Regions from separate parts of the Homo sapiens genome. Here region 1 is linked to region 2. Evidence: chromatin contacts called from ENCODE Hi-C or POLR2A ChIA-PET data. All regions are on one chromosome and are shown on one strand. The core of a region is the stretch at or near the end of the contact, and the rest is flanking DNA. Distances in the headings are between cores, read along the strand shown. Region 1 has its middle 24 kb from the start of OCLN. Region 2 has its middle 13 kb from the start of LINC02198.

Region 1 (4,537 bases), core at 1,338-3,837, 430 kb after region 2:
CACCACACCTGACTAATTTTTGTATTTTTAGTAGAGACAGGATTTCATCATGTTGGCCTGGCTTGTCTCAAACTCCTGACCTCGTGATGCACCCACCTCCACCTCCCAAAGTGCTGGGATTACAGACATGAGCCACCGTGCCCAGCCTAGAAACACCTTTCTGTTGGGGTCATCATATTTTATTTTATGTTATTTGTGTGGTTTTTGTTTGTTTGTTTTTATGGCAGGGTCTCACTCTGTAGCCCAGGCTGGAATGCAGTGGCATTGAGAATTGAAGCCAGCTGGGCTTCTGGGTTGGGTGGGAACTTGGAGAACTTTTCTGTCTAGCTAGAGGATTGTAAACACACCAATCAGCACTCTGTGTCTAGCTAAAGGTTTGTAAACACACCAATCAGTACTCTAAATATGCACCAATCAGCGCTCTGTGTCTAGCTAAAGGTTTGTAAATGCACCAATCAACACTCTGTAAAAATGCACCAATCAGTGCTCTGTGACTAGCTAAAGGTTTGTAAACACACCAATCAGCACTCTGTAAAAATGGACCAATCAGCACTCTGTAAAATGGACCAATTAGCACTCTGTAAAATGGACCAATCAGCAGGACGTTGGCAGGGCCAAATAAGGGAATAAAAGCTGGCCACCGGAGCCAGCAGCAGCAACCAGTTCGGGTCCCCTTCCAGGCTGTGGAAGGTTTGTTCTTTTGCTCTTCACAATAAATCTTGCTGCTGCTCCCTCTGGGTCCGCACTACCTTTATGAGTTGTAACACTCACTGCGAAGGTCTGCAGCTTTGCTCCTGAAATCAGTGAGACCACGAACCCACCGGGAGGAACAAACAACGCTGGATGCGCCACATTTAAGAGCTGTAACACTCACTGCGAAGGTCTGCAGCTTCACTCCTGAAGTCAAGCTAGACCACGAGCCCACCGGAAGGAAGAAACTCTGGACATATCTGAACATCTGAAGGAACAAACTCCGGACACACTACGTGTAAGAACTGTAACACTCACCACGAGGGTCTGCAGCTTCATTCTTGAAGTTAGCGAGACCAAGAATCCACCGTAAGGAACCAATTCCGGACACAGCATGATCTCAGCTCACTGCAACCTCCACTTCCCAGGTTCAAGTGATTCTCCTGCCTCAGCCTCCTGAGTAGCTGGGTTTACAGGTGCATACGATCATGCCTGACTAATTTTTGTGTTTTTGGTAGAGACGGGGTTTCACCATGTTGGCCAGGCTGGTTTTGAACTGCTGACCTCAGGTGATCCACCCACTTTGGCCTATCCAAGTACTGGGATTATAGGCCTGAGCCACAGCAGCTGGCCCGCATCATATTTTATCATTTAAATAATATTTAATTAAATCATACACATACGTACACACATGTAGTAGCAAGTACAAGTGGGAATAACAGGTTTAGGTACAACACAACTATTGCTAACCACCCATCTCCACTATTGAGAGCAGAAGTAGTGTTCTCTAGAAACAGGCCTTCTAGGGTGCTGAGGTCATCATAAGATGCTTAAACTGAGCTTGTATGTTTCAGAATTAGCTGATATTTTTTAAATGGTCTCTTATTAAGTAAATAACTATCAAATTTCATAAGATATGAATTTGAGGACTGAAACTGTATTAGTCAGAACGGCTTTGGTTTCTAATAACAGAAACTCAAATCAGCTTATGCATACAAGGGACTCTTTTGAATTAGAGAACTGAGAAGTTTAGGAGCTGACTTGGCTTCAGGGTTCCCTTTCAGTCTGTTTCTCTCATCTTCACTGCTTCTCACAGCATATTTAGTCTCATGCTGTCATGTTTAGACTTTCTCTGTGTAACTGCGGAAGATGCCTGGTGTCAGCTCCAGTACATAAGCACGTAGTGGGTTACAGGGAAGTGGCTCTCTTCCAGCAGCTTTCTATCATGTCTCTGGAAGCGTCTGATAGGTCTTGGTTTGGGTTATGTGTCCATCTTTGAACCTATCACCACATCAGATGAGGCAGCCTGGATCTCATATCCGCTAATGTGTGGGCAGAACACAATCCCGTCAGGACCTCATGGAATGGAAGAAAGATAAGGTTTTTTTTTCTTTTTCTTTTTCTTTTTTTTTTTTTGAGATGGAGTCTCACTCTGTTGCCTAGGCTGGAGTGCAGTGGTGCGATCTTGGCTCACTGCAATCTCTGCCTCCCGGGTTCACGCCATTCTCCTGCCTCAGCCTCCAGAGTAGCTGGGACTACAGGCGCCTGGCACCACGCCTGGCTAATTTTTTTGTATTTTTAGTAGAGACGAGGTTTCACCGTGTTAGCCAGGATGGTCTTGATCTCCTGACCTCGTGATGCACCCACTTGACCTCCCAAAGTGCTGGGATTACAGGCATGAGCCACTGCGCTGGGCTGAAGAAGGGTGAGTTATAAATGAAAAGCTGCATGTGTGCTCTAATAGAAGCTAGACATGCAAAAACCACAGATGCCTCCAGCATAGACCATGCTTTTGTTACCATAATAGCAGGTATTCAGTCTAAGTCCTGCTCCTCATAGCACAGAAAACCAATCACTGAGACAATGAGTATTGCCAAGGAAGAAAGCTTTAATTGGGTGCTGCAGCTGAAGACATGGGAACTAGTCTCAAATTCATCTCCTGACTGACTATAATTAGGGGTTAATCTAGCAGGGAAGAAATGTAACTATGCATGGGAAAACAGGAACTCAACTTGAGAGGGGTAAGGAAGCAATCATGATGAATGAAGGGCCTGGTGTCTCATTGTCTGGATGCAACGATCTGGTGAGTTTCAGTTCTTTTTCTTCAGGTACTTTTTGAGAGGCTTTTGAGGGTCCTTTCCTGAGGAAGGAACTCAGATAATACAAATGTAAGGTTCAAGCTTAAGACCAGAACTGTCTATGGGACTATTGAGTTGGTTTCACCTTAGCTATTCTTTAATTCCCTCCTAAGACCAAGCCCATGGAAGCAGCTTGCCCTTAAATATTGAATGGCTCAACTGCTAGTAGCACTTTATTCTTCCAAACATTTTCACAGACTGATAAGGTTTGGATGTTTTGTCTCTTCCAAATCTTATGATGAAATGTGATCCCCACTGTTGGAGGTGGGCTAGTGTGAGGTGTTTGGGTCATGGGGGCAGATTCCTCATAAATGGGTTAGTGCTGTCCTCACAATAATAAGGGAGTTCTCGCTCTGAGAGCTCTTGAGAGCTCTGGTTGTTTAAAAAAGTGTGGCACCTCCTCCACCTCCACCACTCACTCTCACCATGTGACATGTCTGCTCCTGTTTTGCCTTCTGCTATGAGTAAAAGCTCCCTAAGGCCTCACTAGAAGCCAAGCAGATGCTGGTGCCATGTTTCCTATACAGCCTGCAGAACGGTGAGCCAATTAAACCTCTTCTTTTTCCTCTCTCCTTTTTTTTTGAGACGGAGTTTCACTCTTGTCGCCCAGGCTGGAGTGCAATGGTGCAATCTCAGCTCACTGCAACCTCCGCCTCCCAGGTTCAAGCGATTCACCCGCCTCAGCCTCCCAAGTAGCTGGGATTACAGGTGCCCGCCATCACGCCCAGCTAATTTTTGTATTTGTAGTAGAAATGGGGTTTCACCATTTTGGCCAGGCTGGTCTTGAACTCCTGACCTCAGGTGATCCGCCCACCTCGGCCTCCCAAAGTGCTGGGATTACAGGCGTGAGCCACTGTGGCCGGCCACCTCTTTTCTTTGCGAATTACCCAGTCTTTTTCCAGCGGTGACGACCTACCCAGGAGAACATGCCTCTCACAAAGGATCTCCTTCATCCCTCTCCAGAATAGGGGAAGAGGAAACACAAGAAGCAGTGCCTGATGCAGAGCCCCAATTCCTACTTCATGGGTGTAAATGCCCAGGATGGTACAAAATCATCACAGTCTTTAGCCATGCACTAACAGAAATTTTGTGTGTTGGCTGCTCCACTGTCCTCTGCCAGCCTACAGAAAGAAAAGCAAGGCTTACAGAAGGATGTTCCTTCAGGAGGAAGCAGCATTAAAAAGCACTCCGAATCAAGATGAGTGGGAAATCATCTCAATAAACACTTTTTTTTTTTTGAGACTGAGTTTCACTCTTGTCGCCCAGGCTGCAGTGCAGTGGTGTGAGCTTGGCTCACTGCGACCTCCGCCTACCAGGTTCAAGCAATTCTCCTGCCTCAGCCTCCTGAGTATCTGGGATTACAGGCATGCGCCACTATGCCCGGCTTATTTTGGGGTTTCATCATGTTGGCCAGGCTGATCTTGAACTCCTGACCTCAGGTGATCTGCTCACCTCGACATTCTAAAGTGCTGAGGTTACAGGCATGAGCCACTGTGCCTGGCCTCAATAAACACATTTTGGATAAAAAATAAATAAATTACCCAGTCTCTGATATTTCTTTATAGCAATGCAAATGGACTAACACAGAGACATTATTGTGAGTGGTAAAGGCAGATTAAATGTCTTGCTTAGAATTACACAGCTGCTACTTGACTTCAAATTATACTATGAGACTACAGTAACCAAAACAGCATGGTACTGGTACCAAA
Region 2 (4,910 bases), core at 1,735-4,234:
TTTTCTGCTTTATTTTTTGTCTGTTCCATATTGATTTGTAGGAGTTCCTTATATATTCTAGAAATTATTCCTGTGTTTCATATACCTGTTTTTTGTCCAACAGTTTGGAAACCAAAATATCACTAATCATTTCTGGAATATAGCATTCAGTTACATAGGCATTAATATCAGAAAAAATACCACTTGGTTTTCTAACCTAAAAAAATTTATAAAATAGTTTCTATCTTTGACTCTGATACACCAAAAATTTTACAAAGGGTCAGTTACTGGACCATCCAAGAATAGTTTATCACGTGGTCCAAAAAAAACTTGATACAATAGAAGAACTTTCTCTCACACTTGTTTTAAACTTCCTGTATCAGTCCAGTTCTCTCCACCTCAAGGAACAAAAACAGATGGCACACACGAATTAGGAAAATTGGAGGAGGTTTTATTTACAGAGGGACTAATTACAAAGGGGTGAGTGGGGATAGCAGAGCCATAAGAGATAGTGGCAGTGGAACTGTATAGGAATAGGGTAAAAGAGAGCTTGCCAGAACCCAAAAAGAGAATGGCATAGAGCAGGCCACCTAGACAAGAGCAGTGACATTCTGTTGAGAGACTCAGCAACTTGTGTCAACCTCGCAGGAAGGAACCAAGGAAATATATGCCCTGACCCCATGCTCCTTTCTCTCTCCCTCCCATCTCCTGCGGAAAGCCAGAAGGCATAGGTGCCTTTGCTGTGATCCACACAGGACAGCCTCCCAGAACAGAAAATTATGGATAAAGGTGGAAAATGAATCTAAAAGGTCAAATTGAAGAAATCCAGCAAGCTTGCCTAGCCAAATAACTTCAGATTCTATACCACACAAAAGAAAGGCAGATAAACTTTAAATGTAAAGAGTGACTTAAAGCACTTTTCTGGGCACAGTGGCTCACCCCTGTAATCCCAGCACTTTGGAAGGCTGAGGCGTATGGATCACCTGAAGTCAGGAGTTTGAGATCAGCCTGGCCAACATGGTGAAACCTCGTCTCTACCAAAAATACAAAAACTATCCCAGCATGGCGGTTCATGCTACTTAGGAGGCTGAGGCAGGAGAATCACTTGAACTCGAGAGGCGGAGGTTGCAGTGAGCCAGGATCATGCCACTGCACTCCAGCCTGGGCAATAGAGCGAGACTGCATCTCAAAAAGAAATTTTTTAAAAAGAGCACTTTCTGGAATTATACAAGAGTAGTGAAAGATGGATAATAGAGGCAGATACCACTTTATCTCCTATTTTCTATCTTTCATTTCTGCCAAGGAGAAAGATTACTGGCCAGAAAATAATACAACAAGGATTAAGATAAAAGATCTAAAAATCCAAACTGGTGGAAAAATCATAAGAAAGCATCTGGGTTCTCTACATCGGTGCAAACCTCCTGGCCCCAACAAACTACATCCTAGCCTATACCTAGAAGAGATTGGTGACAAAATGAGCTGCTGTTCGTTATCACAAAGAATTCTAGAAACTGGGGCAGGAATCAATAGTGCAATTCTCAGGCAGGTTGTCTAACACCACCTTGAACATGGAGAGAAGAAAGGGGAGTATTTAATTGTGCATAAGATTCAGATAGGGAAAGTCATGACTAATGAATTAACAGGACTTCTGTTTTTATCCAAACTCTGCCAGACTGACAAATCAGAAGAAGCTGTCAATACGCAGCTTCACCATTTGAACTCAGCATTTGACAGAGACTTTTACCTTGTGAACAAGACAGAAGAATGTGGCCCAGATGATCACAAAGATAGGTGCTAATTATGAATCAATGTCAGCCCAGAGTTTCTAGTGTAAAGGAATTCTGTTTGCAGACTTGTCCTGTTCATTGAGTAAATAGTTGAGTGTACAGTTGGCTTGCTAATGCACTTCTCTGACTGCTGGGAAAGGTAGCCAATATATTTAATATGGCAGAGTGAAGATCCAAAGGCTCTAACGATAAGCCAAACTTAATAAAAATTTTAACTGAAATAAATGTAAAGCCCTACGCTTACATTTTTTTCGTGCATAAGAACAGAATCAGGTCCAGGCGCGGTGGCTCACACCTGTAATCCCAGCACTTTGAGAGGCCGAGGTGGGCGGATCACCTGAGGACGGGAGTTCAAGACCGCCTGACCAACATGGAGAAACCCCGTCTCTACTAAAAATACAAAAAAAAAAATTAGCCGGGCATGGTGGCGCATGCCTTTAATCCCGGCTACTCGGGAGGCTGAGGCAGGAGAATCGCTTGAACCCGGGAGGCGGAGGTTGTGGTGAGCCGAGATTGCACCATTGCACTCCAGCCTGGGCAACAAGAGTGGAAACTCCGTCTCAAAAAAAAAAGAACAGAATCAGAAAAACATGACTAGGCCCCTAATTAAACATGGTGGGGTTTATTTCTTTCTTGTTTTATTTCTTCTGTCCTCCCAAACCTATCAAAATGATAATAGATTAATTTTTGACAAAAAGTAAAACTCAAAAAAAAAAGAATGAGAGAGGAGAAATAGAAGACAGGAGATATGAGCAATAATTTGAAACACAGAAAGTGCATAGTAACTGATTTAGCAGAGCCTACCGTCAATGGGTCTGCAAAGAAGAATTCCAATGAAAGTGAAACCAATTCACTCCCAAGAACCCTGGAAAGACCTAGCACTAGGTTCTGTCCGGGTGCTGCAGAAAGGAGTGGTGAAGCACTGAGTGAAAAGTAATAGTGTGTGAAAGTATTCATATTAATAGAATGAGCTGCTTAGTGAGGGTGTGTTTTCATTCACTGAAGATGTTGGAGCAGAATTAAACACTAATCAAATATGTTATAAAAGTGATTCAAATGTTGGACACAAACTTGACTCCAATGACTTTTAAAGCCCCATCACTCTGAAATCCTATGATTCTAGAATTTATAGTTACTTACAAAATTGTGTAGACAGGACTTCAATAGGTTTTAGGTACTTCCGGATGTATTTTTATCAGCGTCCAATAGGTGGCGCTGTGGTATAAGATGAGACTCAGCAAATGGCTGCCCTTACTTGATTCTCCTGTGCCCTACCGAGTGTCTAATAACAAGTAACAGCTAGAATGTTTGATTTTTTTTAATCGGAAATCTAAACCCAGAGATTCAGAACACCTAGGTTTCATAGTTCTTGTGGCGCATGAGCCTTTGTGTGATTTAGTTTGTCATCCTTCTCTGTCCTTCCGTCTTATTCCTATCCAAGTTGTGGCACTTCAATGTATTTGTCGTTCTCGGACAGCAAAGTAAGTCAAACGCGAAACAACTCCCCCTTCACATCCCGGATGCCCTGCCTCCATTGCGTGTACCCTTTATCTCAGGGCTCTGAGTGTGTGGGGCTCTACAAGCGTTATCTCCCTTGATTTAAAAAATAATAATAAATAAAAACAAGACAAAACAAAGAACTTACTGTTCCAGCACAAGTTTACATCAGTATCGATCAGGAATACGATTGTCTCCGGCTGTCCTCCCTTTTCTGCTGATTAGGAGATTCATGCTTCGCTTCTTTGTTTTTGTTGTTTTTGTTTTCGTTTTGATTTATTAAATGAATTCCTTCATATCATAGCCAAGTCCAATACACTTTGCTTCCTAAAAGCTAATTACTTAATATCTAGCTCTTATTGACAAATTTTGCCACTCATCAAAGTTGTAAAACTTGGTTTCTTCATTTCCCTTTATCTGCTTCAGATTTACAAGGTCCCTGGGGAATTTCTGCTTCTCATCAAGGAATGTCTCCATCAACTCCATATATTCAGGTAACTCTGCTCCCACATTGAAGACTCAAATCCAGGAAAATTTCCTAACATGAGGCATCTGTAAAGCTGTCCAATTCACCCTCTTGGCATAACCTGTCCCGCAGGGTTTTTCAACTTAATGATTTTTTTTTTCATTTTGGCTAAATGCCATTAGTCCACCCAGAAAGCAAGACTGGCCTTTTTGTTTGTTTGTTTTTAACGGAGGTTTCACTCTTGTTGCCCAGGCTGGAGTGCAGTGGCGCGATCTCAGCTCACTGCAACCTCCGCCTTCCAGGTTCAAGCAATTCTCCTCCCTCAGCCTCCCAAGTAGTTGAGATTACAGGCACGTGCCACCACTCACAGCCAATTTTTGTATTTTTATTAAAGACGGGGTTTCACCATGTTGCATGTTGGCCAGGCTGGTCTCAAACTCCTGACCTCAAGTGATATGCCTGCCTCAGCCTCCCAAAGTGCTGGGATTACAGACGTGAGCCATTGCACCGGCCAAGGCTGCCTTTTTTAAATACTTGAGTCTAGTCTAACTGACAAGAAATGTTAGTGAGTTGAGCTGGGGGGGAAAAGGCCCATACTCACAATGCAAAACAGTAACAAACCCCAAACAACAACAGCAACAACAACAAAAAACCAGCATTCTTTCCATGACCAGATTTTCAATAGTAATTTCATCTTTGCACCTTGTGTAAGTACACATCCTAGCAGCCTTGCTCAGTTACATATCTGATTGACTCCTGTTGTTTTACTTGGTTTTCTAAAATGTCCTCTGTACTAATCTGATCTGAACTCATATTTTCCATCAGTTCTATACCAACTTTCTAGACTTGATCTTTCTGTTGTTCTCTGGAAAGAACAGAAGTATTTAGAGCAGTTAATAAGCACTTGTGGAAACCTCTCTGAGTTGTTTGTCTCACAGAAGGAAGAGTTACACCTGGCTAATTAGTCCTCCAACTACATCGTTTCTGTAGTTTCAAAACGTTCTCACATTTCCAACATCAGTGGTGTAAGTGAACACCCACCCACCCCAAATCACAAAATAAAAAACTTTCAAAGGAATGTTATGCATTTGTCATACAGATTCTCATATGTTTATTTTAAATTTATTATGTTCATAACATATTTAGTCTGTTAAGTAGCTTATAATGTTGGGTTGGAAGTA

The links. A loop is a pair of places that touch in the nucleus more often than their neighbours do. ChIA-PET counts read pairs that join two places held with the same protein, here RNA polymerase II (POLR2A). Pooled maps may share reads with other maps.
Region 1: a loop to region 2 is called in a map with no recorded cell type, with 6 times the contacts of the local background. The contact joins two enhancer-like sites. A Hi-C loop is called at or near these places in 1 of 37 single-sample maps with no recorded cell type and 2 of 50 pooled maps. POLR2A ChIA-PET finds 5 or more read pairs at or near these places in 2 of 52 experiments (H1 and activated T-cell).

The regions. Positions count from the first base shown.
Region 1 is chr5:69,466,129-69,470,665 of GRCh38, forward strand. It overlaps the pseudogene RPS27P14. Among named protein-coding and RNA genes, the nearest start is that of OCLN, 24 kb to the right of the region's middle. Within about 2 kb of position 2,588, at least 2 of the 41 ENCODE cell types and tissues checked have a DNase peak (open chromatin) inside an H3K27ac peak, as active enhancers do.
Region 2 is chr5:69,040,032-69,044,941 of GRCh38, forward strand. No RefSeq gene overlaps it. Among named protein-coding and RNA genes, the nearest start is that of LINC02198, 13 kb to the left of the region's middle. Within about 2 kb of position 2,985, at least 28 of the 41 ENCODE cell types and tissues checked have a DNase peak (open chromatin) inside an H3K27ac peak, as active enhancers do.